Linked DNA regions of Homo sapiens: region 2 is linked to region 1. Evidence: read pairs that join two places in POLR2A ChIA-PET (ENCODE). Cell type or tissue: Panc1. All regions are shown on one strand. Each heading gives the region's core, and the rest is flanking DNA. Links, peaks and the distances in the headings are about the cores only.

Region 1 (15,730 bases), core at 2,601-10,600:
TGGACGGATACACAAAACTGTTCAGAGGTTTGGAGTGGAAGCCAAATGTTTTATTGATTACCCTCTTTGCTGTTTACCCTTTTTCCTTTTCTTTTTTTTTTAAACCATATATATATAATTTATTTCAATTAAAAAAGCAATAAAGGCCTGAGACACAAAGTTTTATATAGATGACAGGAAGCAACCTTTCCTGGGAGGTTGGGAGTTTGTTGCTGGATCCATAAAAAGGCCCACTTCTCGCGGATCACCTGAGGTCAGGAGTTCGAGACCAGCTCGACCACGTGGAGAAACCCCGTCTCTACTAAAAATACAAAAAAAAAAAACCAACAACAACAACAACAACAAAAAGCCGAGCATGTTGGTGCATTCCTGTAATCCCAGCTGCTCGGGTGGCTGAGGCAGGAGAATCGCTTGAACCTGGAGGCGGCGGTTGCGGTGAGCCGAGATCGTGCCATTGCACTCCAGCCTGGGCAGCAAGAGTGAAACTCCGTCTCAAAAAAAAAAAAAAAGGCCCACTTCTCAGATGGGCTCTTTTGAACTGTGCCAACATCTTTAGTTCCTAGTTTTCTTTTCAAGGAGCCTTCCCTTTTGTTCTCTACACACACACACATAACCCTTGCAGTGAGTCAGATAACCTGTATAGATGGAAACTAGGTCGGGTTTGTGAGTGTGAAAGATTGAAATTGCAGCAGAGGGCAGCAGTGTGTAGCTAGAATTAAGAAGGCAGACAAAACAGAAAGCATGTGCTTTTAAATAAATATTCGTTTAAAATAAAATGTAGTTTTAGAGAACTTCTGTTATTGTAATTGTGTGTTTTAAGAACCGATGCGAGGAGGAACTTCCTTGAATATAAAGTCAACCTTATTGTGTAAAAATCTCTTAAATGAGAACTTTTCCTGAACCCCATAGATCAGAAAATAGGCAAATATTCATTATAAGTTCCATCATAGATTTCTATACCATCTTAATAATTTTTTCAGGATTGTTTTTAGGATTGTTTTTATCTATGCAACATTCATTTATAAAGAAAAGCTATATTGAATTTTAATTTTCACAAAGAAATAACAGTTTGTATGTGCCAGATACCATTCTAAGCACTTTACACAGGTTCATTTAATTTTCACAATTGTATGCGGTGTTGCTCCAGACAAAACTGGAGCAGACAAAACTAAGAGCAATACTTCAAATAGGCTTTCTGAATTACTATTTCCTTTGAAGTGTCAAAATTTACTTTCAGTGTCTGATTTTTCTTAAAACATTTGCATTCAAACTTAATCATGTTTATTTAAAAAAAAGTATCTTAAACCTTTAGTTTTGAAACGTGATATTTATTTTATTGAAAGACAGTAAATAAATAAAATGTAAAGGCTCCAAATTGTCATCAGAATATACAGCTATTTCCTTTCTACTAAAGAAAATTAAAGTATGGCATGATGGCACCCAGCTACTTGGAAGGCTGAGAAGGGCATCCAGAAGTTTGAGGCTGCAGCACACACTGACTGTGCCTGTGAATAGCCGCTGCATTCCAGCTCGGGCAACATAGTGAGATCCTGTCACAAATTTTAAAAAATTAATTTTTTTTTAGATGGATTCTCCCTCTGTCACCCAGGTTGAAGTGTAGTGGTGCAGTCTCAGCTCACTGCAACCTCCACCTCCCTGGTTCAAGCAATTCCCTTGCCTCAGCCTCCCAAGTAGCTGGGATTACAGATGTGCGCCACCACGCCTGGCTAATTTTTTTGTATTTTTAGTAGAAATGGGGTTTCACCATGTTCGCCAGACTGGTCTCGAACTCCTGACCTCAGGCAGTCCGCCCGCCTCAGCCTCCCAAAGTGCTGAGATTACAGGCTTGAGCCACAGCGCCTGGCCTAAATTAAAAAAAAAAAAATTAAGTATAGCTCTTTGGAAATGTGCCAGCCCACTGTAAAGCAGAAGAATATGCAATAAAGTAATACATGTTGGTCAAATAGGTTTTTTTTTTTTTTTTTTTTTTTTGAGACTGGGTCTTACTCTGTTGCCCAGGCTGGAGTGTAGTGGTTTAATCTCAGCTCGCTGCAACCTCTGCCTCCCAGACTCAAGCAAACCTCCTGCCTCAGCCTCCCTAGTAGCTGGGACTACAGGCATACACCACCATGCCCGGCTAATTTTTGTATTATTTGTTTTTTGCTAGAGACAGAGTTTCGCTATGTTGCCCAGGTTGGTCTCAAACTCCTGGGCTCAAGTGATCTGCCCACCTTGTCTTCCCAAAGTGCTGGAATTACAGGGTGAGCCACCTCCCTGGGGCAGAGACTGCATTCTTTATCTCAGCTTTTATTGTATCATTTCCTGACTAAAAGTAGCCCCAGATTTGGCCGCGTTTTTTCTATCTTGACCAAATGCCAAAGGTGATGAATTAGAGTTGTGTACATAATCATAGTAATTGTTTTATGCTCCTTTCTTTAGTCCTAATAAGTGATTTGAATCTTTGCATAATTTGCTGCAGGACAAGCTACTTGCCTTTTTGTGCTTATTGAGTGTTTTTGGATACAGTACATGGAACACATATATCCTGGGATGAAGCTTAGGTGGCATCATCCATTTAAAGTTGATGGAAAACAACCTGAAAATGGTGTTGGTCAGCGCAGGTCTTCAGATGTTCATCAGTCATAGCAATCCTGAATTGTTTGCTTAAATTTGTATTGCACTGCTAGCCTTAGGATGTGCATTTCAATTATTCTGTATTTTACACGTACCATTGAGGAACAGAAGACTGTACCACTAAAAAACAAAAATATGCCACTAAAAACGGAAAACGAGAATTTCTTCAGGTTGAAAAAGATTATAGTCTAAGGCTTTACAGGATAAGAAATGTCAGGCTTTGTTTGTTTGTTTGTTTGTTTGTTTGTTTGTTTGTTTTTTGAGATGGAGTCTCTCTCTGTCGCCCAGGCTGGAGTGCAGTGGCACAATCTTGGCTTACTACAACCTCCACCTCCTGGGTTCAAGCCATTCTCCTGTCTCAGCCTCCTGAGTAGCTCAGATTACAGGCATTTGCCACCACGCCTGGCTAATTTTTATACTTTTAGTAGAGACGGAGTTTCACCATGTTGGCCAGGCTGGTCTTGAACTCCTGACCTCAGGTAATCCACCCCCCCTCAGCCTCCCAAAGTGCTAGGATTACAGGCATGAGCCACCGGGCCTGGCCAGAAATGGCAGTTCTTTTTTTTTTTTTGAGACGAGTCTCGCTCTGTCGCCTAGGCTGGAGTGCAGTGGCGCAATCTTGGCTCACTGCAACCTCTGCCTGCCAGGTTCAAACAATTCTCCTGCCTCAGCCTCCCAAGTAGCTGGGACTATAGGCGTATGCCACCATGCCCGGCTAATTTTGTTTTGTATTTTTAGTAGAGACAGGGTTTCACCATGCTGGCCAGGCTGGTCTCAAACTCTTGACCTCTGATCCGCCGGCCTCGGCCTCCCAAAGTGCTGGAATTACAGGTGTGAGCCACCGCGCCTGGCCTTGAAATGGCAGTTCTTTACTACTTATTTAGAAGTGGTGCTTAATAGTACTCCAACCATACATTCTTAGTGGTTTATATTCTGAGAGCAAAAAGAACAAAAACAAGCAAAAGCCCTCAAACACCACATATTTATTGCCAGTAGTGGTATTGGTAATGTAATTTTGAAACTCAGGCCTACTATAAAACAAACAAGAAATTTATTAGTAGAAACTCTAAGAGGAAAGAAATACAAATATCCTTTTTGTATTTTTAAAAGAAGATCCACCTTCTTTTATATTTGTACTTCTTTCCTCTTATAGTGGGAAAAACTGATGTTAAAACCTCTGATGTTAAATTGAATTAGAATTTTTCATATGTATATTTCTTAGAAGCAATGTCACCCCCCTAGAGAATGCCCACAGCTTGATATCTAAATACCAATCCCCACTAAGAGGAAATAATGTTTCTTAGAGAAATGGCTAATTTCCGGTTTCAGGCGCATAAAGTACAAAAAAAGAAAGTTAAGCCTGAAATACCTTACCAGAAATCAGGGAAGTGCCCCAAAATGAATAAGGTCAACTTAAAAGCCCACAGAGCCCAGCTCAAGTGGGCTCCACTAGCCAAATATGAGTCAATTTGGCCACTAAAAATAATAATAATTCATAGATCATCAAAGCCTTCAATACATTTTAAAAATCTATTAAGTCCAGAGTGATACTCAAAGAGTTTGGGAAGGGAGTTTCTCTTTAAAGAAGAATGCCAGCCAATTCATATAAATAAAATGACGGAATCAGAAAAATCACCGTTTGCAATTCCCAATAATTCAGGCAAGTATCAAGAGAAGCTAAAAACCATCTGGTGAAAGGAGGTAGGGAAAAGGAGGATGTTGGCATAATGTCAAAGTATCACACCTACATACAAAGTATCCCCACAGACTATCCAATAATTACAAAGGGGAAATATACCTTACTATGATGAAATTCAGCTGTCACCAACTTAACCCAGAGATCAAGTTTAGCACCGCTAATTGTGGAACAACCTGATTTTATATGCCTGTTGTTTTGATGCAACATGAAGCACTAATAGCATTACCTGTGAAGGAGGGTTGCCAAAAATGCTTAACCTGAATACAATCAAGTTTATTGACCCAACTTCCAGTATACAAGAAATAGGGGCATAAAGGAATGAGTAAATTGAGCATGAGGGAAGAATTACATCCAGAATATGGGACATTGTATAAGAAAACACCTAAATTCTTCCAAAGGTCAGTGACATTGAAAAGCGTGGGAACTGTTCTAGATTAAGAGGTAATCAGATGTAACAAGTGCAATGGATAAATCTTGATTGATCTTGGTTTTGAAAAACAAAGCTGTAAAAAAAATTTAGGGATCACTGGAAAATTTAAATATGGACTCAATATTAGATTATATTAAATTATTGCTAATTTTATTAGATGTAAAAACTATTTTATGGCTTCTTAGGAGAATGTCCTATGCTGACTATAGAAGTGTCCTATAGAAGTGATTGTTTCAAATTTTTCAAAATGAAAAGTATAGATAGACTGGCTAAAACGCCTTTTAGAATAGTTTTGGGAGGTGTGTACGTGTGTGTTTGGGGATGATGGGGAAGAGCAGAAGATAGTTGCAGGGAACTCTGGGCATTAGCAATAGCTTAACAAGCTCAGAAGTAATACAGGAGATTACAAAAGCATTGTCAGAAACAAAAGACAATAGAAAGCCAGATGGGTCAATGTTTAGCAGGAAAGATGTGGGCAGGAGGCTGTAGCAGTCACCAGGAGCTCTTTGAAGGGCAGGAAGGAAAGCATGATTAATGTGAAAGAATTACTTTGACTTCCCCACATGCAGGAGAGTCAAGTGGGTCTTGCCTTCTGATGTTGTGATAGGAATTTTTTTTTCATTTTTTGGCCCTGTTTAACTTTCTCGTATAGCAGCTCCAGCAGCAGTCTTAAGACAGTCTTTTAAACTCGGAATTCATTGGATTCGTTTGCATCACAGCCCCTGAAAGTACCTTTCTTATCTGGATATTCCCCACCCCATATTCATGTCACTTACAGATCATTTATCTTAGAAAAAAGAGGAATGGTGTGAAATAGTCCACATTATTTGTATTGCACAGTGGATAATAGAGCAATCTTTTAATGAAGTTTGCTTAAACTGAACAACCATGAGTGGCAGGGGATGTACATTCCCAAATGTAGACAGGAAAAAATAAGGCAGTTAACTTGACTTTTTCCAAAAACCAAAATGAATCCCAGAGTTTTGCCCCATGAAGACTAGTGGGCATAATTTGACATGGTCACATTTGCCATTTTGTTGATATGTCAGCAGTTGAAAAACCCCAAAAAACTACACAATGGAGACCTTAATGCTCAAAGATTCCATTAGGTGGCAGTCAGGATACAGGAATCTTTCAATGTCTGATTTCTCCGCCCCCTCCCCCACCTCCTCCAGCCTTAGTGAAGGAATATTGCCAGGTAGCGTGGTGGGGAGAGAGGAGTTAGGGAAAAACAAACACCCCCAAAAAACTATGGCTCGCAGTATCCAAATGATGAAGAACAGCAAGTTTTCTGTGCTCAACTTCCATTTTGGTTCTAATATATATGTTTTTCTTTGGCCTTCCTGTGATTCCTTCCTTTATAAATTCTTCTATATCTAAAGCCCTTTATAGACCACTTGTAATGCTGTTTACATCTCTGTGTTATTAGTCTTAGAGCATAAGTAGGAAGTGTGGCTCATTTTGTTAAAGACCTGTAAGAGTTCAAGGGACTTTTGTAGTGACACTCTCATCCTCTGTAATTATTGCTCATGAAAGGCTCCTGGTGGTCCTGGTTGGCTTTGTACATTGGGTTTCATGGGGAAAGGACTCTAAGTTCTGTGCGAAAGGTAAAGTTTTGGAGAGTGCCCTTGGGAACATCACCTGTGACGGCTGATGGGCAGGACTGGACAGAGGAAGAAGGTGAACTGTTATGCGCTTGCAATAGGGACCTTAATCAGTCCCATAGAAGCTCTGGAACTGGGATGGCCCTTCTGTAACTGAGATGCCCCTGTCCCTTAAGTCAAGGGGCCAGGGCTTTATGTTCACCCATCATCAATTGACCAGCCAATAGATGGGGGCTATCCCTGTGAAAGGGGCTAAGAGCAATTCAGCTAAGAGCTGTCAGCTACTAGCACTCCCAACTGCTAGGAAGATGAGTACCTCAGTCCTAAAGAGGGAATCTGGGAAGCATACCATAACATCTGCTACACAGATGAAAACGACGTACTTTCTGAGTATCACCCCTATTTTTGGTATCTCTGACATTGTCTCTCTTGCAAAAGCTACCCATATTAGAGATCATGAAACATCACCTTCTCATCTTGTTTTCCTTGGATTAAAACTAATGGAGAAATGCCTCAGCACTTCCTGCAGATGATATGTTTGTTTCAAATTGATTTCTGATATATATATATTTTATGCTGTAGGAGAGTTTGCTTATGCAGAAGCATCTCAGGTACAAAGATTAAGCATTTCCTCTGTTGCAGAATACTCCAAAATATTTTGGCACAATTGGTGATGATTTACTCCATCTCATCAAAAAGCCATTAGAGTGAGTTTTATAAAAAGAGAAAGAAAACGGAGAATAAATGATATTTTCTGAAAATAGCCTATTTGCAGGTAGTAAATGTATGATTGGCTAGGAAGAAGATTTTAAATTGATATTTTTGCCTGACCTTGGCTTTTATTGTATTTTGTGACACTGATGCTCTTCCTAATTTTTTTTTCTAGTTTTAGCTGAAGAAATCACTTTCCTCCCTTATGGTCATTTAACTAGTTTTAAAGACCCTCTGAAAGTCTTTTGGATGTATTCTCTTTCCTCTATCCCCTGTGTTGCAAACCAGACTGCCATCATTTCTCACTTTGTCTAATGCAATAGCCTAAGAATGAATTCCTTCCTGAGACGCATCCTCCACTCTTGGTTATCAGATTGATCTTCTGGAAACACCAATCTTAGCAAGCCCACACCTACTCATTGAAATCCTTGGTTAGCCCAGCATATAAGGCCATTGGGGATGCTGTCACAGCCTTAGCACTGGCACACACTCCTTATGTAAACCTGCCCTGTCTTTTCATGCATTTTTGCCTTTGCTCCAAGTGTCTGCTTTACCTCACATGCCTTTCCCCACTTCCCTGCCTGGAAGAATGCCTTTAAAGACCCAGTTTTTTGTTTGTTTTTGTTTGTGTTTTGTTTTGTTTGTTTTTGGTACAGAGTCTCACTCTGTCACCCAGGCTGGAGTGCAGTGGCCCGATCTCAACTCACTACAATCTCCAAACCTCCACCTCCTGGGTTCAAGTGATTCTCCTGCCTCAGCTTCCCGAGTAGCTGGGGCTACAGGCACCCGCCACCACGCCGGGCTAATATTTTTTTGTGTGTTTTTAGTAGAGATGGGGTTTCGCCATGTTGGCCAAGCTGGTCTCAAACTCCTGACCTCAGCCTCTCAAAGTGCTGGGATTACGGGCGTGAGCCACCACGCCCCACCAAAAGACCCAATTCTAATGGGCATTGGTGACAACTTACCAGCTTTCAGGAGTAGAGCTCCTTGCTTCTCTTTTCTGCTCCCTTAGTCTTTTTATATTTGTTAAGAGAACCCTGGACTACTGGGTTTAGAACTGGGAGCCTTGAGACATTATATCCAAGGGGTAGGGGGTAGTCACATCCTGTTCTTTGCATCTTCAACACCTGGCGAGATGAGCCTCCTTGATAACGTGACTGTTTAGTTGGACTACATTTGATCTCCTTGAGAACACAGAGAAAGTATATTTTTGGTATCAGTGAACACTATATTTGACTTTGGCAAATATTCTAAAGATTTCTTGTAATTGGTGTTATAATACTTCTCTGACACTTGGACACATGACATCAATTTCTTCATAAGTTTATTACTATAGTAAAAAGTAAGGAGTGAATGTTTTAGGCATTTTCATTATGGAAAGAACTTCTGATTAATCCTAGTGATAGCATGTTTTTTTACAGCCAATTGAAAGTGATTTTTACATTCATTTGTGCTGGTAAGTATATAGATATGAAAAATGAGAGCTGTAATAGCAGCTTGGTTATGAGCAATTTAATCAACATAGCTCTGGTCTATATTTTCAGCGCTACTGGCTGCCCAAGTCTGATGATGTCTCTACAGGCAACATTAAGTAGAACCAATTAACCTGGCTTTCAGTAGAAGAACAATGTTCATGTAACTGAGACAAGAAAGTAGCTATGATGTATAGATACATGTGGCCATTGATCCTGTGGCTTATGAAAGTATTGAACATGTTCTTTGCATCTTATCTGGAAAAAAAATGAAGATAACATATTTCCCTATATCCTCATAAGACAAACAAATGGATGTGAATATAATAGCTGTTTCTAACAGTTTCTGTGCCACATTTAATGGTCATGGGCTTTTTTGGGGTGTTGATGTTCTGTTTTGACTAATTAGTTTTTTCTTCACATCACTCTCAAAACTATTTTACCATCAAAGGAAGATATGTCAACATTCTTTTTTTTTTCTGAGACAGAGTTTCGCTCTTGTTGCCCAGGCTAGAGTGCAATGGTGTAATCTCAGTTTACCGCAACCTCTGCCTCCTGGGTTCAAGCAATTCTCTTGCCTCAGCCTCCTGAGTGCTGGGATTACAGGCATGCACCACCATGCCCGGCTAAATTTGTATTTTTAGTAGAGACGGGGTTTCTCCATGTTGGTCAGGCTGGTCTCGAACCCCTGACAGCAGGTGATTCGCCCACCTCGGCCCCCCAGAGTGCTGGGATTACAGGCATCAACCACCGTGCCCAGACCTCTTTTTTTTTTTTTTTTTTTTTTGAGATGAGGTCTCACTCTATTGCCCAGGCTGGAATGCATTGGCACAATCTTGGCTCAGTGCGACCTCCATCTCCAGGGCTCAAGCAATCCTCCCACCTCAGCCTCCCGAGTAGCTGGGACCACAGGTATGTGCCATCGTGCCTGGCTAATTTTTTGTATTTTTGGTGGAGATGGGGTTTTGCCATGTTGCCCATGCTGGACTTGGACTCCTGAGCTCAAACAATTCACCCAATTCAGCCTCCCGAAGTGCTGAGATTACAGCCATGAGCCACCACGCCCGGCCCCATGTCAGCATTCTTAATGAGCAGGTGAGACAGCACCCTGGATGGGAATCTGTAGTTCTAGTATGGATTCTGCCTCTCACTAGCTGTGAGACCTTCTGCAGAGAGACCTTAATTTCAGTGGGCCTCCATTTCCTTCCTTATGTTTATTTTTCCCCCCACATTTAAAATTTGTTTTTATTTTACCTAAAATTACCAGAATAGTTATTCCCAACCTACTTTACCTCATTGCCTTATGTAGGATATCACCTCATGAACATTTTTTATTGGTGTAACACTTAAATGTAATACAGATAAAGAGATAGATGTTTTAACTGTATACATTTATTTATTATCTTTAAAAAATAATTTCAGAATTTATTAAATGTAGTTTTAAACACTTTTAAAAATGAAGATATTTAACCAACAGTAGGAATTAAAAAAAGTTGTTAGCAAGTTTTTTCTGGACATATGTCATATTCTTTTACATAATAAGGTCATTTAGACAAATTAGTTTGTGTGCACATCACATTCATAAAGTGAAATACCTAGTTTTATGGAATTAGTCACTTCTGATACTGTTAATATTTAATGAATTCAACCTAAGACATATTTAATCAAAATACAAAATTGTTACATCTTTTATAACTACTATATCTAAATCTCCTTATAAAATATTTATATGAAATCTATAGATGAAGATTTTCCTTCCATGGTCAATTGACCACCAGTTATCTATTAATTTTCTTTAATGAAACTTCCCACAATTTAAAAAATTTTAATGGTTTTAAATATAAAATATAAATATATAATTATAAATATAATATATACTATATATAATACCATGGTTTAAAATATAAATGTAAAGATACCTTTTGTAGGCATAATTTCAATATAATTTTATATATTATACTTTAATATACTTCTTCTCCTTTCATTAACTAAGATATTATCCATGAATACTCTTACTTATATTTCATTGCAGCCTAAGACTCTGTGATTCCTGAGTGTACAGGAGTCATAACATTTGACATACAGTCTGTCTGCCCTGATGAATCCAGTCCATAGACAATTACTCAATCCTATCCCAATCTCTCCTTCCTCAAGTTTCTACTGCAGTATTTCAGAGCTACACAGTCTAATGCTTATTAGTCCTCTGATGGTAAGTTCTAGTAAGGCAGGGTTCCATGTATGAAATCCTACCTCGTCCCCCTCCCCTCAACCCCAGCCAACTCCCAGGTCTAGGCATTTGGTGTGGACTCAGTTAATACAAGGTGATGGAAGGTGGAATCTCAGGAACTCTACAGCTATATCTAAGAGTTGTCCTCCCCTTTCATTTTACAGAGAAAAGAAAGATCATTTGGCAAGAATTTCCTAAGATACCTTCCCCCCCCAGCACATACACCTTCAGGTTTTATTCATCCTTGAAAATACTGAAAAAATATGACTAGATTAAAATGTAAATCATGTATACAAAGACATTCTTAAAAAGTTAAAGACAATCCGCAGACCATGAGAAGTTACTTGTGATAAAGAATTAGTAGCCATAATAATAATAATTTTAAAAATCCTATGTATCATTTAGAAAATAAATAACCCAATGGAAAAATGAAAAGTAGAAGAAAGAAGGAAAGTAGGAGGTTATCTAAACAAACAATTTACAAAAGAAAGAACCCCAAATGGCTGATAACATATGAAAAATACTCAAACTTATGAATAATCAGGGATATATCCACAAAAACTATAGCCCCTCAGGTAGGAGAAAATGTTAAAGTCTGAAAAGAAAACACTCAGCAAATGGTAACACTCATACACGACTAGTGGAACTACATATGGTCATACCCACTGTGGAGGCCAATTTGGCATTATCTAGTAAGGGTAAGGTGGGTGCTCCTGTAGCCAGCAATTCTATTCTTAGAGAAGCTCTTGGATATGTAATAAGGAGACACATAAAACTGATTTCAGCTTTAATTTTAAAAAGGAAAACTTTAAAACAAAACCTGAATCCCCATCAACAGGAAACTGCTGGGAAAAGTGTGGTATATTTATTCAATGGAGTATTGAATAAATATTTTATGAAATGAAAAAAAATGAACTAGAGGTACAAATATCAACATGGATAAATCTCAAAAAAATGTTAAGCAACAACAACAAAAAGAAAATTTCAGTATAATATATATAGCTGGAGACCATTTATACAAATTTTAAAGTCATGGAAAAATATTTCATATTGTTTATGGGAACACATTGGTAGCAGAGTATAAGACCATGCATGAAAATGAAAAATACCAACTTCAGGATAGTGGTTGTCTCCGGGGAAGAAGGAGGGGCATTGGGGTACTACAGAAAGCTTTTCATTATGTCTGTAATATTTTATTTCTTCGATATATGATGTGTCGTATGTTTAAAAAGCAGAGAAATCAAGATCTCATAAGAGTCCTTATGGCATATTTATTTAAAAATATGTAAGTTCAATACAAGGACACTTTTGTAAATTTTAGAAAAAGGCGATATGAGAGGGGGGCAGGGAAGTGCTGGGTAGAGAAGGGTGAGGTCCCTGGTGAGGGCTCCACCTTCGGGCCTGCGCCCAAGGACCTAAGGGAGGACAAGCATTCCTGGTTTCCTGCCCAAATGTTGCATTTTCCAAGACCACCCTGGCCTGCCACACCCCGCATCGTGTGCCCACAAAAACCTGAAGATCCTAGCGGGCCTACACACAAGCGGCTGGATGCCAAGAGGATCAGAGGAGAAGAGGAGCACACCGACAGACACCAGCAGACGCTGGCAGGCCATTGATGACAGGACATTTTGGAATTCGGTGGGGGGGCGGTTGGAAGAGTCCAGCCAACTGGAAGACAGGGGACAGGGGAAGACAGCCTTCCCACACCATCTCCCTCCTGGCCTCCCCATCCATCTCGCTGAGGGCTACTTCCACCACTTAATAAAAAACTTTGCACCCATCCTCCAAGCCCACGTGTGACCCAATTTTTCCGATACACTAAGGCAAGAACCTGGGATACAGAAATCCTCTGTCCTTGCAATAAGGCAGAGGGTCTAATTGAGCAGATTAACACAAGCCACCTGCAGATAGCAAAAGTGAAAGAGCGCACTGTAACACACGCCCACTGGGGCTTTGGGAGCTGTACACACTTAACCTTAGATGCTGCCATGGGGTCAAAGCCCAAAAGCACTCCCCATGACCTGCCTGTTTGCATGTTTCTGCTAGGAGTTTGAGCAGCAGGATACCAAAAAAGCAAGCCACAGCCCTGTCACATGCTTTGCGAAGGGGATAAGGGAAAACTCCTCTCATTTCAAAAGTACCCCCTCCCTTCAACAAATGTGATGCCACAGAGACATGTTTAGATAGTACGTGACTAAGGATGCCTCTTCCTCTAGGTAGACACAGCCCCACATCAGGGCTTATAGCTTGGAGAGCAGAATGCTCCTCTCAGCCAGGGATCCACATACAGGACATGACCAATATAACCATATGTAGCAGCCCTGACTCTATATCAAAGAAACCCTTCTTCCCCTCCTTTCTTGCATCTCAGAGTCAAAGGGAGAAGTCTCCTTGCTCTTGTCCAAGGCAAACAGCTCCAGCTGGGCTAAGCTTATCTCTCCCCAACTTTCCTCTCTCATTATTCCCTCATTCCTGCAGCTTCAGCCTTGCTTCCCTTCTAGCCCCTTTTCCTAGCCTTTGACCTTATGTTTCTATTTGCTGCCACTTCTCAGCCCATTGTAGTCTTCCACTGTATCACTGAAATGACTGTCATACACAAAGTCATCAAAGCCCTCCTAACTCTCAGAGAGCCACTCTGCCATTCACTTGATCTTTGCAATATTTGACACCTTCCTTATGAAAACTCCTCTTGTGAGGCCAGGCGCGGTGGCTCACGCCTGTAATCAATCCCAGTACTTTGGGAAGCTGAGGCGGGCGGATCGCGAGGTCAGGAGATCGAGACCATCCTGGCTAACACGGTGAGACCCTGTCTCTACTAAAAAAAAAAATACAAAAAATTAGCCGGGCGTGGTGGTCGGCGCCTGTAGTCCTAGCTACTCCCGAGGCTGAGGCAAGAGAATGGCGTGAACCTGGGAGGCGGAGCTTGCAGTGAGCCGAGATCACGCCACTGCACTTCAGCCTGGGAGACAGAGCGAGACTCCGTCTCAACAAAAAAAAAAAAAAAGAAAAAAGCCGGGGGTCGGAAAGAAAACTCCTCTTGTGGCTTCTGTGACATTATTCTCTCCTGGATTTTCTCCCTTTGGCTGATGGAACTCTTTGTTTTTATAGGCTCTTGTTCTACCACATGGCTTGTAAATATTAGTGTTCCTTCCTTACGCAAGTTTTCATCTCACTTTGATTCAAGTAGTTTCAACCTTCATTTAACAACTATTTATTGAACGCCTACTCTATATCATGCTCTTTGCTCAGTGTTTGGGAGAAAGCAGTGAAAAGGCCCTGCTCTTGCGGACCTTATATGGTAGTGAGGGGAGACAGACAGCAACAATTTAAAAAGCAGATACTAGTTACGTGAAGATAAGTGCTATGGGGAAAAGCAAAGGAGAGCAAGGAGATAGGTAGTGCAAAGGAGGGAAGGAGTTGTATTTGTTTTATAGCAACGGTCAGGAAGGCCTCATTGAAAAGTTGACTTTGGGGCTGAGACCTGAAGGGAGTGAGAATTGTGAACCATGTGGATACCTGGTGGAAGATCATTCCATACAGGGGGAACAGCAAGTGGAAAGACCCTGAGGTGGGCATATTCCCGTTTTGAATATGTTGAATTTGAAAGGCCTATTATTTATTCAAGTGGAAATATCAAGGCAGTTGGAAATATATTCAGACTTGGGGAGGAGCAGGTTGGCGGGAGGTAGGAATGAGAGAGAGAACCAGGAGTTTAGTTAATTTGTGCTAGATGAAGCATATGTTGTCTATCAGTGATCAACACATAGCTATAAAGTGGGTACTTGAATCTATTCAATAAGTATTTATTAAACCCCTGGAATTCCATCTCTGTTAATAGCAGGTAGTTCATATTGGATCAGCCCTTCTGCAAATAACAATTATAAACTCTGGAGGAAAAAAATTGACCTAAAGGCATTACAGAGTGACCAAACTAGAAACCAGAGGATAATTTACAATTGGAAGAAGGAAATGGTGCTGGATGAGTTTGCTTTTTTTTTTTTTTTCCCTAATGAATTTTTGCCTGAGGAAAGGCCTCAGTCAGCTCTGTGATGGGATAGTTAGAATTTGGATAGAAATATACAATTTTGAGGAATTGGAAGTCAGACCTTGAGGTTATCACAGCTATTGCAACAACTGGGAAATTGTTGTGGTGGTGGGTATCCTAAAAAGGAGAGAGCCACAGAAGAGAAGCCAAAAATTCTGTGTATAAACTTTCCCCAAATCTCTGACTGTCCTCCAGATTATACACATAAAGGGCAGACCTCAAATAGCCTAGCTAATGACAAAAGAACTGAACGGACATTTTAACTCTTGCACATTATACGAGAGAAAGAGTTTGAAGTTTTAGTGTAGCCAAGTTAACTGTTTTGTAAAACAAAAAATTAAAAGCTTTCCAGAGGAACATAACAGAAACCATGGTCTCTATAATGTATAATTTACCATGTGCAGGTCACAATCCAAAATTACTGGACAATCGAAGAAAACAGAAAAACGTGGCCTATATTCAAAAGAAAAGGCAATCAATAGAGATTGAATCTAAGATGATGTAAAAGTTTGAATGAGGATACAATTATTTTAACTATTGTAAACTATTTTAACTCTGCTCAAGGACATAAACAAATATATGCTCATAATGAATGAACAGAGAGGAAACCTCAGCAGAGGGACAGAAACTACAAAAATGAACTAATAGAAGATTCTAGAAGTAAAAAATAACATCTAAAATTAAAAATTCACTCAATGCACTTGACAGAAGATTAGAAATGGCCGATCAAAATCAGTGAGCTTGAAGATAGACCAACAGACATTATCAGAACAGAAGATAAAAGAGAAAAAAAAGATTGAAGAAAAATTAAGAGCTTCAGTGACCTCTGGGTCAACACAGAAAATTCTAACATAAGCACACTTGTAATCCCTAATGAAGAGAAAATAATACAGAAAATGTATTAGAAA
Region 2 (15,730 bases), core at 2,743-10,742, 310 kb after region 1:
CAAGAGGGAGTGCTAACTAATGGCTAAAGTAGAAGCTGCTAAGCTGCTTATGACCTAGCCTTGGAAGTCCTAGAACATCACTTCCACATCATTCAATTTGTCAGGTGAGGTACTAAGCCCAACCTAGTTTCAAGCAGAGGGGAATTTGGCCCCACCTCTCCATGGAGGAATAGCCATGATTTTGCAGCCGTCTTTAATCTACCACAGCTACCCTCAACAAGGATCTTACAAAGTATTTCTCTGCATAGAATATTTCCAGGGCCATCTTGGGAGAGAACTAGATCAGTACTGGATCAGCCATCAGGAAACCTGGTGTTTGAATCCAGCCAACCATCACTTTGAGCTCCCATTACACTAAAGACCCTATGCCTGATGCTGGGAACTTGAAGGGAGGAAAGAGTGTGCTCCTGGTTTCTAGATCTCTGCCTGGATTTGCTTCTAATGTAGTGACCTCAGGCAAATCATATCCCTTCTTGGTGCCCACTTCCCTAGTGAGTAGGACAAGAAGGAGCATGGATTTGCTGCCCATGAGCCCTTTCCTAGCACCAGAGCCCTGTGAGGCTGACTGGCACTACTGGGGAAACAAAGAGACCTCCCTGGCCTCATGCCAACTTTCCAGCTGGTTCCAGAGGTGTCTATGCACCTCTCATCTTTAGCAAAGTCAGAGAAAAACAGCTTCACAAAGCTCCACAGGGAAGAGGTAACCTGGTCTGCCTAGAAGATTCTCAGCAGGACTTCTTTAAACTGCCAGCTCTCCCAGAACTCTGGAAGAATTGGATATACAAAAAGGGAATTCCTGGCCCTTTCTCAGCAACACTGAGACATAAAGCCCCACTTGCTCTGTGAACTCCAGTATGTTGAGGAATGAGATTTGCAAGTCTGGCTGAGCCAAGGTGTCAAGGGGGAGAGCCCCAGGCCATGTGGAGCCCCTCTACTCACTGGCTGTACACTGATCTCCTTGCCTGGAGAGGTCCCCAGAGCAGGCAATCAGTCCAGATGGGGATCTCCAGAAGGCTTAGCAGACCACCAAGGCCCCAGCCTCTCCCCTTCAAGACCACCCTGGAGTCTCAGATCCTCTGGGTATCTATGGGCCAGGCCATCCCAGTGAGGGAGTAGGGGAGCCAGGTTCTGACCACCAGTGGAGGAGGTGGGGGAAGGGAGTGTAGGCAGAGTGCTCTGGCCTGGAGCCAGGCTGTGGGATTTGCAATTATCCGGGGGCCTGTAAATACTTGGAGCCGCTTTTTAATCTTGAGGCCACGAGTAATTGAGCCAACTGTGTGTTGTATCCTACAGCTGGGCCCTGCTTCCTCCCACTCACAGACACACACACATTTATTTACACCTGTTACACACACACATACACACCCCATTTAGAGAGAGAGAAGTACCTTGTATGGAGTGTTTATACTCTGTGCTAGCTGTGCGTTAGGTGCTTTTCGTACAATATCTCATTTAATTGTTACATCAACTCTGTAAGGTGGGCCCTAATATCCCCATTTTGCAGAAAAAGAAACTGCCCCAATGGGAGGTAAAGTAACCTGCCTAAAGATCCACAGCTCATAAGTAGCAGAAAGAGGACTTGAGCCCCTATTCCCCTCCCTACTAGCTCAGGCCCTTCCATAGGCTCAGTCCAAGGCGGCTAGACATTGCCTGACATCACCTCTCTTTGGTATCTAATGGGGACATTGGACGTAAAAATGACTACACATCTAAAAGAAAAGGTTGATAAATTCTTTAAAAAAAAAAAGAAAAAAACCCTGCGTGGCCAAAAAGTACACCATAAGCGAAGCTAAAAGACAAGTGTCAAGCTAAGAAAAAAACATGCCATTGATATTAAGGCAAAAGGCTAATCTTCTTAATATATAAAGAGTTCCTATCATTTATATGAAATAATGCCAAAACAATTTTAAAAATAGGCAAAGGATAAAGACTCTTCAGAAAAAGAAATACAAATGGTTCTTAATAAAAAGATGTTCATCCTCACTTATAAAAAGAATAATACAAAGTTAAGCTATACTGACATTTACATTTGGCAAACAACTCAATTCCACATTATACAAAGAAATTCTACAATATAATCAGAAAAATACAGATAACTCAATTTTAATTTTCAAAATGGGCAAAAGGTCTCAAAAGCATTTCCCAAAGCCAATACACATTGGAAAGTCTTCAGAGAATGTGAATTAAAATCACAAATTACTACTACATATCCACCAGTGTGGCTAAAATTAAAAAGACTCACAGTATCAAGTGTTGAGGATATAGAGCAACTGAGACTCTTGTATACTGCTGGTGGGAGTGTAAACCACCACCATTGGTATAACCACTTTGGGAAAAGGTCTGATGGTCCATAAACCAGAACATACAACCACGCTATGATTAGTAATTCTACTCATAGTTACATACCTCAGATAAATTAGCACATTTTTACCACCCCCAAAAAGGTTTCTCATGCCCCTTTGTAGTCAGTCCCCTTGGTCCCAGTAAACCATTTATCTGCTTTTTGTCAACATAAATGAGATTTTTCATTTCTAGAAATTCAAATATATGGAATAATACATTATATACTCTTCTGTATCTTGCTTCGGTTGCTCCACACATTTTTGAAATTCATATGTTGCTATTGTACTCCTTTTTATTGCTATGTAATATTCCATCATATAAACATACCACAATTTTTAAAATCCATATACTACTGATGAATATTTAGATTGTTTCTAGTTTTTGGCTATTATGAATAAAGCTGCTAAGAGCATTTGTATAGTGGTCTTTGTGTAGATGTATCATATTTTAAATTCTTCTGGAGGAATTTAATTTCAGTAGGTGAGCAATTTCTGGGTTGTATAGGTTGTATAGTAAGTATATTTGAACTTTATTAGAAACTGCTAAACTGCTCTCCAAGTGGTTGCATCATATTATTTTCCCACCAGCAGTATATGAGAGTTCCAGTTCCTCTGTACCCTCACCAACATTTCATATCACCAGTCTTTTAAATTTGAGCCATTTGGTGGGTGTACGATGCTCTTATTATGGTTTTACTTTGCATTTCCCTGGTAACTAACAATGTTGAGCTTTTTAAAAGTACTTCTTGGCCATTTGCTTATCTTCTTTTATGTTTTAAATTTTTGCTCATCATAAAAAGTCTCCTGATTTGCATTCTTAATATAGAGTTGTAAAGTTCCTCCTATATTCTGGATGCAAGCTATTTGTTAGATATATGTGCTATGAACATTTTCTTCCAGTTTGTGTCTTACCTTTTCATTTTCTTAATGGTGGCTTTTGAAGAGCAGAAGTTCTAATTTTAATGAACTCTAATTTATTAATCTTTAAAGTTTGTGCAAAGATTTTTTTTCTATTTTTTATTTGAAATTTTATAATCAGCATTTACATTTAGGTCTATGATTCATTTTCAGTTAATTTTTGTGTATGGTGTGAAGTGAGGGTCAAAATTTATTTTATTTTATTTTATTTTATTTTATTTTATTTTATTTTATTTTATTTTATTTTATTGAGATGGAGTCTCACTCTGTCTGGAGTGCAGTGTCACAATCTCTGCCTCTCAGGTTCAAGTGATTCTCCTGCCTCAGACTCCCAAGTAGCTGGAATTACAGGTGCCTGCCACCACACCTGGCTAAGTTTTGTATTTTTAGTGGACTCAGGGTTTCACCATGTTGGCCAGGCTGGTCTTGAACTCCTGACTTCAAGAGATCTGCCCACTTTGGCCTCCCAAATTGCTGGGATTACAGGCATGAGCCACTGCGCTCGGCCCAAGGTTTAATTATTTTTCATGAAGCTATCCATTGGATTCAATACCATTTGTTAAAAAGATTGTATTTCTCCCATTGAATTATCCTGGCACCACTGAAAATCAATTAACCCTATATGTATAGGCCTATTTCTCACTCTATTCTCATCTATTGATCTCTATATCTGTCATTCCATCGATACTAAGCTGTCTTGATGACTGTAACTTAATGGTAATTCTCAGATTTAGTAGTGTAGGTCCTCTGGATTTCTTCCTTTGTCAAAATTGTTTTTAGCTATTTTAAGTTTTCTTTTAACTTTCCATTTATATTTGACAATCAGAATATCAATTTTTATTTTTTTTAACTTTTATTTTAGGTTCAGGGGTACATGTGCAGGTTTGTTATATAGGTAAACTTGTGTAGCGGGGATTTCTTATACAGATTATTTTATCACCCAGGTACTAAGCTTAGTACCCAACAGTTATTTTTTTTCTGATCCTCTCCCTCCTCCTACTCTCTGTCCTTAAATAGACCTTGGCGTCTGTTGTTTTCATCTTTGTGTCCACATGTTCTCATCATTTAGCTCCCACTTATAAGTGAGAACATGTGGTATTTGGTTTTCTGTCGTGCATTAGTTTGCAGAGGATGATGGCCTCCAGCTCTATCCGTGTTCCTGTGAAGGACATGAACTCATTCTTTTTTATGGCAGCATAGTATTCCATGGTGTATATATACCACATTTTCTTTATCCAGTCTATCACTGATGGGCATTTAGGTCTATTCCATGTCTTTGCTATTGTGAATAGTGCTGCAATGAAGATACATGTGAATGTGTCTTTACGGTGGAATGATTTATATTTCTTTGGGTATACCCAATAATGGGATTGCTGGATCGAATAGTAGTTCTGTTTTCAGCTTTTTGAGGAATCACCACACCACTTTCCACAATGGTAGAGCTAATTTACACACCTACCAAGTGCACTTGTACACCCAGCTGCCCAGATGGGAACTCTGTTAGCACCACTGTTAGCTTCTCCCTTTCTCTCATTCCTCATATCCAAATAGCTACCAAGGCCTGTGGGTTGTATTTCCTGAATTTTATGAAACATGCCCCTGCCTCTCCACTGCTGTGCCATTATCTCAGTGAAAGCCACCACTGACTCTAGTTTGCACAAATGCAGCAGCATCCTAATGGCTTTTCACAGAATTCTTACTGATTACAAAGGAGTTACTAATTACAAAGGAGTGGAGAAGACTAGCAGACACCATCTTAGTCAACAGACCAAAATGAACATCATTATTAACAGGACAAATTGAAACCATGAACCACTTGATAAGATGCAATGAGAAAAATCACTTCTGTGATACTCCTGCCAAGGATGCATAACCTGAATCCAAGTATGGAGGAAACTTAAGGGACATTCTACAAAATAACTGAACTATTATCTTTTTTTTTTTTTTTGAGATGGAGTCCCACTCTGTGGCCCAGGCTGGAGTGCAGTGGCATGATCTCAGCTCACTGCAACCTCTGCCTCCCTGGCTCAAGTGATTCTCCTGCCTCAGCCTCCCAGATAGCTGAGATTACACCCGGGTGGCTGGGGTGCACGCCACCAGATCTGGCTAATTTTTTTTTTTTTTTTGTATTTGTAGTAGAGATGGGGTTTCACCATGTTGGCCAGGCTGGTCTTGAACTCCTGACCTCAGGTGATCCACCCACCTCAGCCTCCCAAAGTGTTGGGATTACAGGCATGAGCCACCACGCCCGGCTGACCTGTTATCTTGAAAATTGTCAAGATCATGAAAGTCAAGGGAAGATCAAGGAACTATTCCATCTTTCAGCATTTAAGGAAGCTGAAGAAACGTGACAACTAAATGCACCATGTGATTTGGAGCTGGATTCTTTTGCTATAAAGAAAATGATTGGGACAACTGGCAAAATTTTGTCTGAGGATTAAAAGAGAGTAATGCAACTATGTGAAATCCCTGCTTTTGAAGGTTGTATTGAGGTTATGCAGGATAAATCACACACTAGAGACCAACCTGGGCAACACAGGGAGACCCTTGCCTCTCTAAAAAAAAAAATTAGCTGGGCATGGTTGGGCACATCTGTGGTGCCAGCTTCTCAGGAGACTGAGGTGGGAGGATCTCTTGAGCCCAGGGCTTGGGGCTGCAGTGAGCTGTGATTGTGCCCCTGTATTCCAGCCTGGGTGACAGAAAGGCTTTGTCTTAATACTCCCCCACTGTCCTCATACCCCACCAACCTCCAAAATAAAAAAAAAAGTCAGTAAAGTGTTCAGGAATAATGAGGCATCAGGTCAGCTTCTTACTCTCAAATGGAAGAAAAGAAGTTACTTGTACTTCCAAAGTTTCTGTAAGTTTGTGCTTATTTCAAAAATCTTCAAAAAAGTACACATAAATGATACATATTTACTTCTAGATTTATTTATATTCTCTATATAAGAAATAAATATAGATAAAATACATACAGAAATAAATTCACACTGAAACTTCCAGTTCCAGTTTCACACCATAGAATTTATTCTCATTTTCTCCCTTTACATCTTTGCAGCCCATTTCTCCAGTGGCAAGAATTCTGGTTTCATTATCCTGAATGTGTTGCCTTCTTTGATTAATCCCTCTGTATGTGACCAATGTCCATGTCCTCCACTAATCCTTCCCTCATCAAACACTCTCCTCTCCGCTTGGGCCCCAAATCCCCCATTCCAGGCCACCTGTCACCTACGCATAGATGCTCTCATCAGCTCGGGAACTCAGCCTCCCCACATGTGGACGCCCTCTTCACTCCACTTGGACTCTGACACCCATGCTAGGCTGGGCCTCTGCCCCTCCCAATGAATGTTCTCCTTGCCCCACCCGTTCTATGACTCTCCATATTGGGCCACCACTTCCCCACACCAGCAGATTCCCTTCTCACCCCACTTGGTCTCTTACCTTTCGTGCTGGGCTGCCCCTCCATGGGACAACTGCTTTGTCCTCTTCCCATTCTGATTCCCATGACTTGCCACCTCCCAAATGGATGCCTCCTCACCCTCCACAGACTCCAACACCCTCACTCTGGGTCACTGCAGTGTTATCCTCCCCAGTCCCCACCCCCATGAATTGTTCAGCAAGGAAAGGAGAGGGAAGGAGAAGAAGCAGTTTCCCATTTTCTTTTTTTTTAGTAAATGAAGAAACCGAGGCTTGGAAAGGCCACATTACCAGCCTGAAGTCAGACAGTTGATAAGTGATAGAGATGGAATTTGAACCCAAGAAGTCAGTCTCCAGAGTTCCTGCTCAGGCCTGCTATGCTGTGGCCTGTTCACAGGGCGCCCTTGACACCACTGCTGCCTGAGTTGACTCAGTTCCAGCCCTATGAGTCTAAACTGTACGATAGGTGTTATTTCATTTCACAAATGGGAAAACTGAGAGTTGGAGAACTTAAGTACCTTGCCCAAGGCCATGCAACCTGGAAGCAGCCTGGATTTGACCCCGTGCCTTTTGGACTCCAGACTTATGAGGGTAATCACTGTGCCAGAGGGCCCAGAGGGAAGGCAGTTGACTCTGACTTTCAATTCCTGTCTCATCCCAGGAATATCTGACTCAAGGCAGGGTCCTTGTCTGACTTTTGGGGGTCTCCTGGCTCACTCTCAGCTGACTAAGGCAGTGTGGCTCAGAAGCAAGTACATGCAATTTGAGTCTTTGCCACTTACTTGCTGTGTGACTTTGGGAAAGCCACCCAATCTCTGAGTAGACACAATAATGGCACTCTTCTGGGTGGCCATGAGGAATCAGCGAGAGAGCAGGTCATTTGCTTGGTATGGGGCCTGGCCCAGGGTGGGCTTTCAGTAAATGGAAGCTCTTACTGTTGTAAAAACAAACCTCAGAAGGCAGTGAGGGAGGTCTTGTCCAGCACCTAATAGAGAGAAGGTGTCATGGAGAGTTCAGAGGCATGGAGACTAGGAGTGGGTGGAGAGCCAAGAGCTTTTACCCTGAGTTTGATCATCAGGCCATGGAGGGTCATTCCTTTACTGCCTCCAAGCAGGAGTTCTTAATTAAGGCAAAGCAAATTATTATTTTGTTTGTTTCCTTTTTTTTCCCCCAATAAGCCTTTTGCACTCCTAAGACAAAATAAATAATTACTGGTACATTTTATTAGGGTCATCAAAGGAAGCCAACAATCTGTCAGTGGGATGTGGAATGCAGGAAGCACTACCTCCAGGGACACCAAGGTGTTGTTGGAGTTGGCTTCCCTTTTTCGGGGGTGTTAGAGAGGTAGAGCTGAGACCAGTGGGATGAGCTGCTCTTGTGGGATGGGAGTAACTTTCACGAGCTCCTTCATGGTTCCAGCTTGTGGGGCCTGGGCTCACCTGCATGCCCCAGACCTGTTGGATAGTGGTCTCAACTTTTCACTTACTCCTTCACTGACTCCCTCAGCCTGAGGATTCAGGTTGACCATCTAAGGATCTGGGCTCTTAGCTGCCCAGACAGAGATCTCCAGATGCCAGGACCCTCCCAGAGAGAGGCTGGACCCTCTGGTCCACTTATTGCTGGTGCCCCCAAGAGATTTGCATACGAGGAAAAGATCACACCCTCCAAATTCAGACAAGCCTGAACTTGAACCTTGGCATGTGTGTGCCCTAAGCTAAGTTTCTTCACCTTCCCAGGCCTCAGTTTCTTCATCTATAATGTAAGGCCAAGTCATGCATACCTTATATGGGTGTTGTGAAGGTTAAGTGAGTGTCCTTCGTTATTCCATAAGCCAATGTTTGTTGAATGTTTGCTGTGGTTAATTTTATTGTTTTCAAATCCTGGCTGTGCTCCTAATTGGTTGAGTGACCTTAGAAGATCTTGCTTTAACATCTCCTATAGTATGGGTCTGGTGGTGATAAATTATTTCAACTTTTGTGTCTGAAAATGACTTTATTTTATCTTCGTTTGGAAGTTATTTTTGCTAGACGTGGGATTATAGGTCAACAACTTTTTTTCAATACTTTAAAGATGTTACTCCAAGTCTTCTCACTTGCATTGTTTCTGAAGAGAAATCAAGAAACCTGCTGTCATCTTTTTCTTTGTTTCTCTGTATAAAATATGTTATATATAGAATATGTTTTTTAAAGATGTTGTTTTTAGAGACGTTTTAGATTCAAAGCAAAATTGAGAGGAAAGTACAGAGATTTCCCACATACTCCCTGTCCCAACACATGAATAGCCTCCCCCATTATCTGGTGAACATTCTTCACTAGAGTGGTACATTTGTTAGAGTTGATGAAACTACATTCATGTCTATTATTTTCCTCAATCATTGTAATTTTTATCACTACAAGTTCTATTTGGATCTTTTTATATATCTTTCATGTTTCTACTTAACTTTTTAAACATATGGAATGCAGTTTTAATCATGGTTTTAATGCCCTCTACTAATTCTAACATCTGTGCCATTTCTGGGTTGGTTTTAATTGATTATTATCCCCATGATGGATTGTGTTTTCCTGCCTCTTTGCATGCCTAGTAATCTTTGACTGGAAGCCAGACATTGTGAATTTTACCCTATTAGGTACTGGATATTTTGTATCCCTGTAAATCTTGAACTTTATTGAACTTTGTTCCAACTATTACTTGGAAACAGTTTGATGCTTTTAGATCTTGCTTTTATGATTTTTAAGGCAGACTCAGAGAAGTACTCAGTCTTAGGCTAATTACTCCTCAGAAGATCTTCCTAAGGCAAGATCTTCTTGAATACACTACCCATTGAATTTGGAGTTTTTCCATTCTCTCTGGTGGGAACAGGTATTATTGCCGGTCCTGTGTGAGTGCTGAACACTGTTCTCTCAGATCCTTTCAGATGATTTTTCTCCTGACCTCACACACGTGCACTGATTAGTACTCTGCTGGATATTTGAGAGGGACCCTCTGGAGATCTCTGGGTTTCAGTCTCTGTGCAGTTCTCTCCCCTCTGGTACTCTGTCCTGCGAACACTTGCGTCTTGGTCTTGCTAGATTCTCAGCTCTGTCGCCTCAAATCAGAAACGCTACTGGGCTTTAGTTGCCTACACCCTACCACCCCCCTACCCGCCCCCGCCACCCCCTACCCCCAGATTGTGCCCTGGAACTCTTCTCAAGGCAGTAAACTGTAGCAGTAACAGGGCTCACCTTGTTTGTCTCCCATTGTTCAGGGATCATGTTCTTTGTTTCCTAATGTCAAGTGTCTTGAAAACCATTGTGTCATGTTTTTCTGTTTTTCTTGTTGTTTCTGGCAAGAGGGTAAATCCGGTCTCTGTTAATCCATCGAGGCCAAAAGTGGAATACTCTTTTTTGTTTATTTATTTTTTTGCCAAGATTCCTACTTGGTTCTTTTTCATTACTCACCTGTTCCCTTTTTTTCTGCCTATTTCACCTTTATTTTGTTCTTATATACATATTATTTCTTAGTTTGAGCAACTTAAACATATTTTAAAGTATCTGTCAGATAATCTTATTATTTTAATTTTATCTGTATTAAATTTTTCTTCCTGTTGTTTGATTTTGTTGGCTTTTTTCTTAGGGTTAGATTTTTTCATTTGCTTAAAAATCTTGTTTTTCAGGTTCATTTTCAGTAGTCCATGGAGATGTTCATTGTGCTTTTGAGCAAAGATTACCTTTTTTCCCCATATTTCATCTATTATTCTTACATGCTTGGAGCAGCAGTAGTTCTTCAAAGTATAAACTTACAAAGCAATCTTTAAAGTCCCAACATTCTATGTTTATAATCTGGTGTTGTAGAAAGGTTCAGGCTTTCAGTAGGCCAAAGCTCTAGTTTTGAATCCTGGCTCTGCCGTGTGCTCCTGTTCAAGTTTTTGAACTTCTTTGAAATTCAGTTCTCTTGTTCCTAAAATGTGCATAATGCCTATCTTGTATTATGTAGAGTTTTTATGAGGATTAAGTGAAATTTCCTGGCAGGGTTTCCCAAATGTTGTTGACTTTGTAATTGAAGCTATGATTGACTCTCCCATGCAGCATGAATGAAACAGAGAAAGTTGACACTGTGCCAACAGGTGCAAAAGAAGCTGCTGGACTTTTAAAACAAAAGGACTCCAAATACACCCAACTGTTTACATTTAGCATGAGTGGTCCCTGATCCAACTTCTGTCTGTGTATTCTCAGAGGGAGTGGGTAGAACACACAGAGGCAAGGAATGCGTGCTATTTCTGGAGCCAGAAAGCAACACATCCAGCAGCAGGAATAACCTTCGTGGTGCTGATCAGTTGCTATGACTCTGTAGATGCAGAATTTAACCAGCCAAGACCTGTGTTTTTCTTAGCCTGGGGATAGAGTCAAAGAAAGGCTCATGTCATTCGGAACCAAACTGCCAATACTAATAATAGGCTGGGGCCTGTGGGTGGCTTAGGTATGGGAAGTGGGAAGCTAGAGCTAGTTTTGAACAAAAAAATGCCTCAGTTGAGCCCTGGTGGTATGAGGATGCTCTCCTTGGGTATATATATTTTACATTCCTGGGTCTTCCTGTCTTCCTTCCAAACCAAGAATCCAGCGCGGTAGATTTGTCTCCACTTCCCAGTCATCTCCAGGTTCTCTTTGTGGGAACCCACTCCCTGGGCTTGCTCCCTAGATCCTCTCTAGGGCTGGCCACTCTGACTCTCTGAAGTCATGGGCAACCCCATACTGATTTTCACTCCAATTACTGACTCCCTTTTTGTACAGAATTTCCCTTGTGGCCAGTACACCCATCACAAGGATACCAGAGGGGAAAACTAAGGCAGGACAGAACTGGAAAAAAGTAGGTGACTACTTTCAAGTCACTTTCACATTTAGAAATTTATTTGATTGACTGAAGACCTATAAAGCAAGTACGATATAATACTTATTTTTACTTTATTAACGGGGCTCAGAGAATTGGTAATAAACCCAGGTCACTTTGACTTTAATGACAAAATAGAAATATTTGTGATAGTTATTTTTATAGAAATAGAATTTGAAATTATAGAAACTTTGAAGTTGTAGAATTATAGAGCTATCATTTTATAAGCTCTAAAATAACTATTTTCATTCTGTTTTTTTCTTTCACCTACTATTATTGTAAACAACAACAAAATGACTGCCATTTATGAAACACATGTTCATATTGGGCACCATGCTAAATATTTTACCTATTTTCTCTCATTTAATTATAACAACAAACCAATATTACAGATGCTGCTAGCCTCATTTTCTGGATGTGGCCAAAAGGAGTTTAAGTAACTTTTCTATCATTTGGCATTCTTACATAATTGTCTTCTTAAGTTCCTACATAATGGTTACAATTATCATTTTTAATTGCTATGTACTAATAATGCCCCTAATTCACTTAATTCCTTCTGCCTTGTTAGGTATAATGATTAAAAGAGCTGGGAGACATTCATTCATTCATGTATTGAACAAGTATTTAATTAGCACTTGCTATGCTATCATATGCTGTGTTATATCCAGGGAATACAATGGTGAGTAGGACAAAAACACTCACCTTCAGAGAGCACTCACAGTCTCATGGAATATGTAGCCAGCAAGAGGCAATTAGAAGACAGGGTGGTGATGAGGGCAGTTCTTGTTGCTGTGGGAGTGCAAAGCAGGGAGCCTACCTCATCCCAACAATGTCAGAAGAACAGCTATCAATTAAGACGAGAAAAGTAGAATGATTTGAATGGCCACTAATTTACCATATGCAAAACCAATGAGGGTGCTATGGTTTGAATGTTTGTCCCCTCCAAAACTCATGTTGAAGTTTAATCCTAAACGTGGCAGTATTTAGAGAGGTAGGGCTTTAAGAGGTGATTGGGCCTTATGAACAGGTTAATGAATTAATGGGTTATCATGAGAGTGGAACTGGTAGCTTTATAAGAAGAAGCAGAGAGACCTGAGCTAGCACACTCAGCCCCCTTCCCAAGCGATGTCCTGCACTGCCTAGGGACTCTGCAGAGAGTCCTCACCAGCAAGAAGGCCCTTGCCAGATGCAGCCCCTTGACCTTGGACTTCTCAGCCTCCATAATTGTAAGAAATAAATTCTCTTTCTTTATAGATTCCCCAGTTTCAGTATTCTGTTATAAGCAACAAAAAACAAACTAAGAGGGCCACCAAACACATACCACCCATGATGCTTTAATGGAACTTGGGTCTCCAGGGATCCCAGGAATTCAGATACATTAGGATTTGGAGCCCCAAACTATTTTCATTTCCATTGTTATTTTACCAAAGGCTTGTCATTCTCTAGGCCAAAGAGGCCTAAAACAGCATTGTTCATGTCTTCATTGTTCTGATGATGATGATGATGATGATGATGGTGGTGGTGGTGGTGGTAGAGGTGCTGGTTTTGACTGCTTTCATTAACTGAGCATCTCCATGTGTCAGGTACTTTATAAGTGTTATTTCACTGATGTTCACAACAGCCCTATAAGGTGTTATACCTTTATTTTTTTAGATCAGGAACTAAAACAGAGAGATTAGATAGCTTGACTTGCTCAAGCACAGCCTGCTAATAAACAGAGAAGGAGCCAATTCTCTAAGCATAGGAGTTATATCATTTAGATTGTGAGGAACAGTGAGTGTGCTGGATTTACTCTAAAGGTTCTAGTGGTGGGTTCAAGTCTCTTTCAAGTATAAGCGGAATTTGATGCATTGTTGCTTGCTTGAAGATGGTGGAGCCACTTGAGAGGGAGTGTAGTGGCCTTAAGAGCTGAGAGAGGCCTTCTGTTGATAGTCAACTAGAAAATGAGGACTCCAGTCCTACAACCACAAGAAACTGAACTTGGCCAACAACTTGAATGAAGTTGGAATCAGATTCTCACCTAGAGCCTCCAGATAAGAGCCCAGCCTGGCCAATATCTTGATTTTGGCCTTGTAACATCCTGAGCCGAGAACCCAGTTGAGCCATTCTGGATTTCTGACCTGCATAACTGTGAACAAATAAATGTGTGCTCTTTTAAGCCCTTACATTTACAATAATCTGTTACACAACAGTAGAAATGTAATGCAGCAGCTCTTGCCACATAGTCACTTGATGTTCCATGGTTGGCAAGATCAGAGGCTCTGTCTCTACCAGGGCCAAGTCACCCACTAGGAACTATTTTCCAAATGCTGTAAATTTCTGCTGCACATGTCATGACTTGCTCCAGAGCTCTAGGTGTCTACATTGTGATCCCCCTACTGGGGCTTGTAATAGATTCAATATGTCTTTCCTTCCATAAATGCCTCTCATGCTATAGGATCCTCTGTGTCACATGGTCCAGGTAGCAGAGTTACTCATGCCCAGCCTGGACTTTCTGCAGAATCCTTTCCCAGGCAGTGCCTCATTCCAAGAAAGCTGACAGCATTTCCTATCACTTGATAGATGGACCAAGGCAGTATCTCTATGTTTCCTTTTGGATGATGGATGGTATAAGATGCAGTGAGCCGAGGTCACATCACTGCACTCCAGCCTGGGTGACAGAGTGAAACTCCCCCTCAAAATAAATAAATAAAATAAAATAAAATAAAAGTAATAATTTATTCATTTGACTTCCAAATATGAGGCTCAAAAGTCAATCCACTGGAATACAAGAAGAAAATATTAGAGCTTTTGGTTTTCTTTTATCCATGTCATCAAAAATTTTTCAAAGTTTTGCTAATATTTCACATATAGATTGATCCTGATCCTCACCCAGTTTACATCAGACACTTATAAGAAGACACTCACATCGTACCAGCTATTCAGAGGGGAAAGTAGAATTTTGAAAGGGGAAAGAGGTTGATAAGGCCACTGCAAAAGATTTACCTTTTACTTTGGAGGGGATGACAGACCCTAGACCACTGGGTCCTTACAAATCCACTAATGTGCAAGCTCCTGAATCTTCATGAGGTTTAAGTTCTCACCCTCTGGAGTACAGACTTCCAATATAATTCTTGCTCATCCGGTATTAATACGGTGTTATAAAAATAGAGGACAATTGGCTGGGCACAGTGGCTCAGGCCTGTAATCCCAGCACTTTGGGAGGCCGAGACAGGTGGATCACCTGAGGTCGGGAGTTCGAGACCAGCCTGGCCAACATGGCAAAACTCCATCTCTACTAAAAATACAAAATTTAGCCTCCTGGGTTCAAGTGATTCTCCTACCTCAGCCTCCTTAGTAGCTGTGATTACAGGCACCCACCATGCCTGGCTAATTTTTGTATTTTTAGTAAAGACGGGGTTTCACCATGTTGGCCAGGCTGGTCTCGAACTCCTGACCTCGTGATCTGCCCGCCTCGGCCTCCCAAAGTGCTGGGATTACAGGCATGAGCCACCGTGCCGGGCCTTTTCCTTGTCTTTTTAACTTTCCACACAATGCCAATGTAAGAATTCATTTTAATACAATAAATGTATATATAAGGATGTAAACATATATAATAAATGTACATATTAGGAAAGTCAGCATCTTAATAGATAAACACATGAGATCAGAAAAAAGGCAAAGAAGCCTATATATCCACTACTATTATTTAACACAATCGAGATATTAATCAATACAACTAGACAAGAGAAAACTATTAGAGGAATACAAATTGACAGGGAAAAAAGTAAAACTCTATTTGTAGATAACATGATAGAATATCTGGAAAACTCAAAAGTTGTAATGATAAAACTAAAACAAGCAAAATAATTCTGTGCGTATGCATGCATTATTTTATGTATAGATTAAATAATATAGAAATATAAATAGGCAAATATACATTTATATTTATATAAACAATAACCAGTTAGAGAAGATAATAAAAGAGAAAGCCTTACTTATTATACAAACTAAAGAGCATAAAATATTTAGGAACAAACTAAGAAGAAAAGTGTGAATTGTGTGGGAACTCCAACATAATACCTTAGGGAGTTGTTGATCCCATATCGTGGCACTAAGCATGGAATAAATGAGTTAGATAGTCACGAATAAGAAAACATGGTATGTAATAGACAAACTTGGCTCTCAACATAACCACCCATAGAACGACTTTA

What was found. Peaks named below come from ENCODE experiments on the same cell type or tissue, not always from the same donor. Only the 100,000 strongest peaks of a DNase experiment are listed, where the experiment ranks them.
Region 2: POLR2A ChIA-PET joins it to region 1 with 5 read pairs; 5 of 35 experiments call an interaction of 5 or more read pairs at or near these places.

Annotation. Positions count from the first base shown.
Region 1 is chr10:110,305,674-110,321,403 of GRCh38, forward strand. No RefSeq gene overlaps it. Among named protein-coding and RNA genes, the nearest start is that of SMNDC1, 8.6 kb to the left of the region's middle. In Panc1, for the core only: CTCF peaks have their summits at 5,876 (motif pointing right) and 6,085; a DNase peak (open chromatin) is centred at 5,898; H3K27ac peaks cover 706 bases.
Region 2 is chr10:110,619,086-110,634,815 of GRCh38, forward strand. No RefSeq gene overlaps it. Among named protein-coding and RNA genes, the nearest start is that of RBM20, 17 kb to the right of the region's middle. In Panc1, for the core only: no CTCF peak of the experiment used is centred there; no DNase peak of the experiment used is centred there.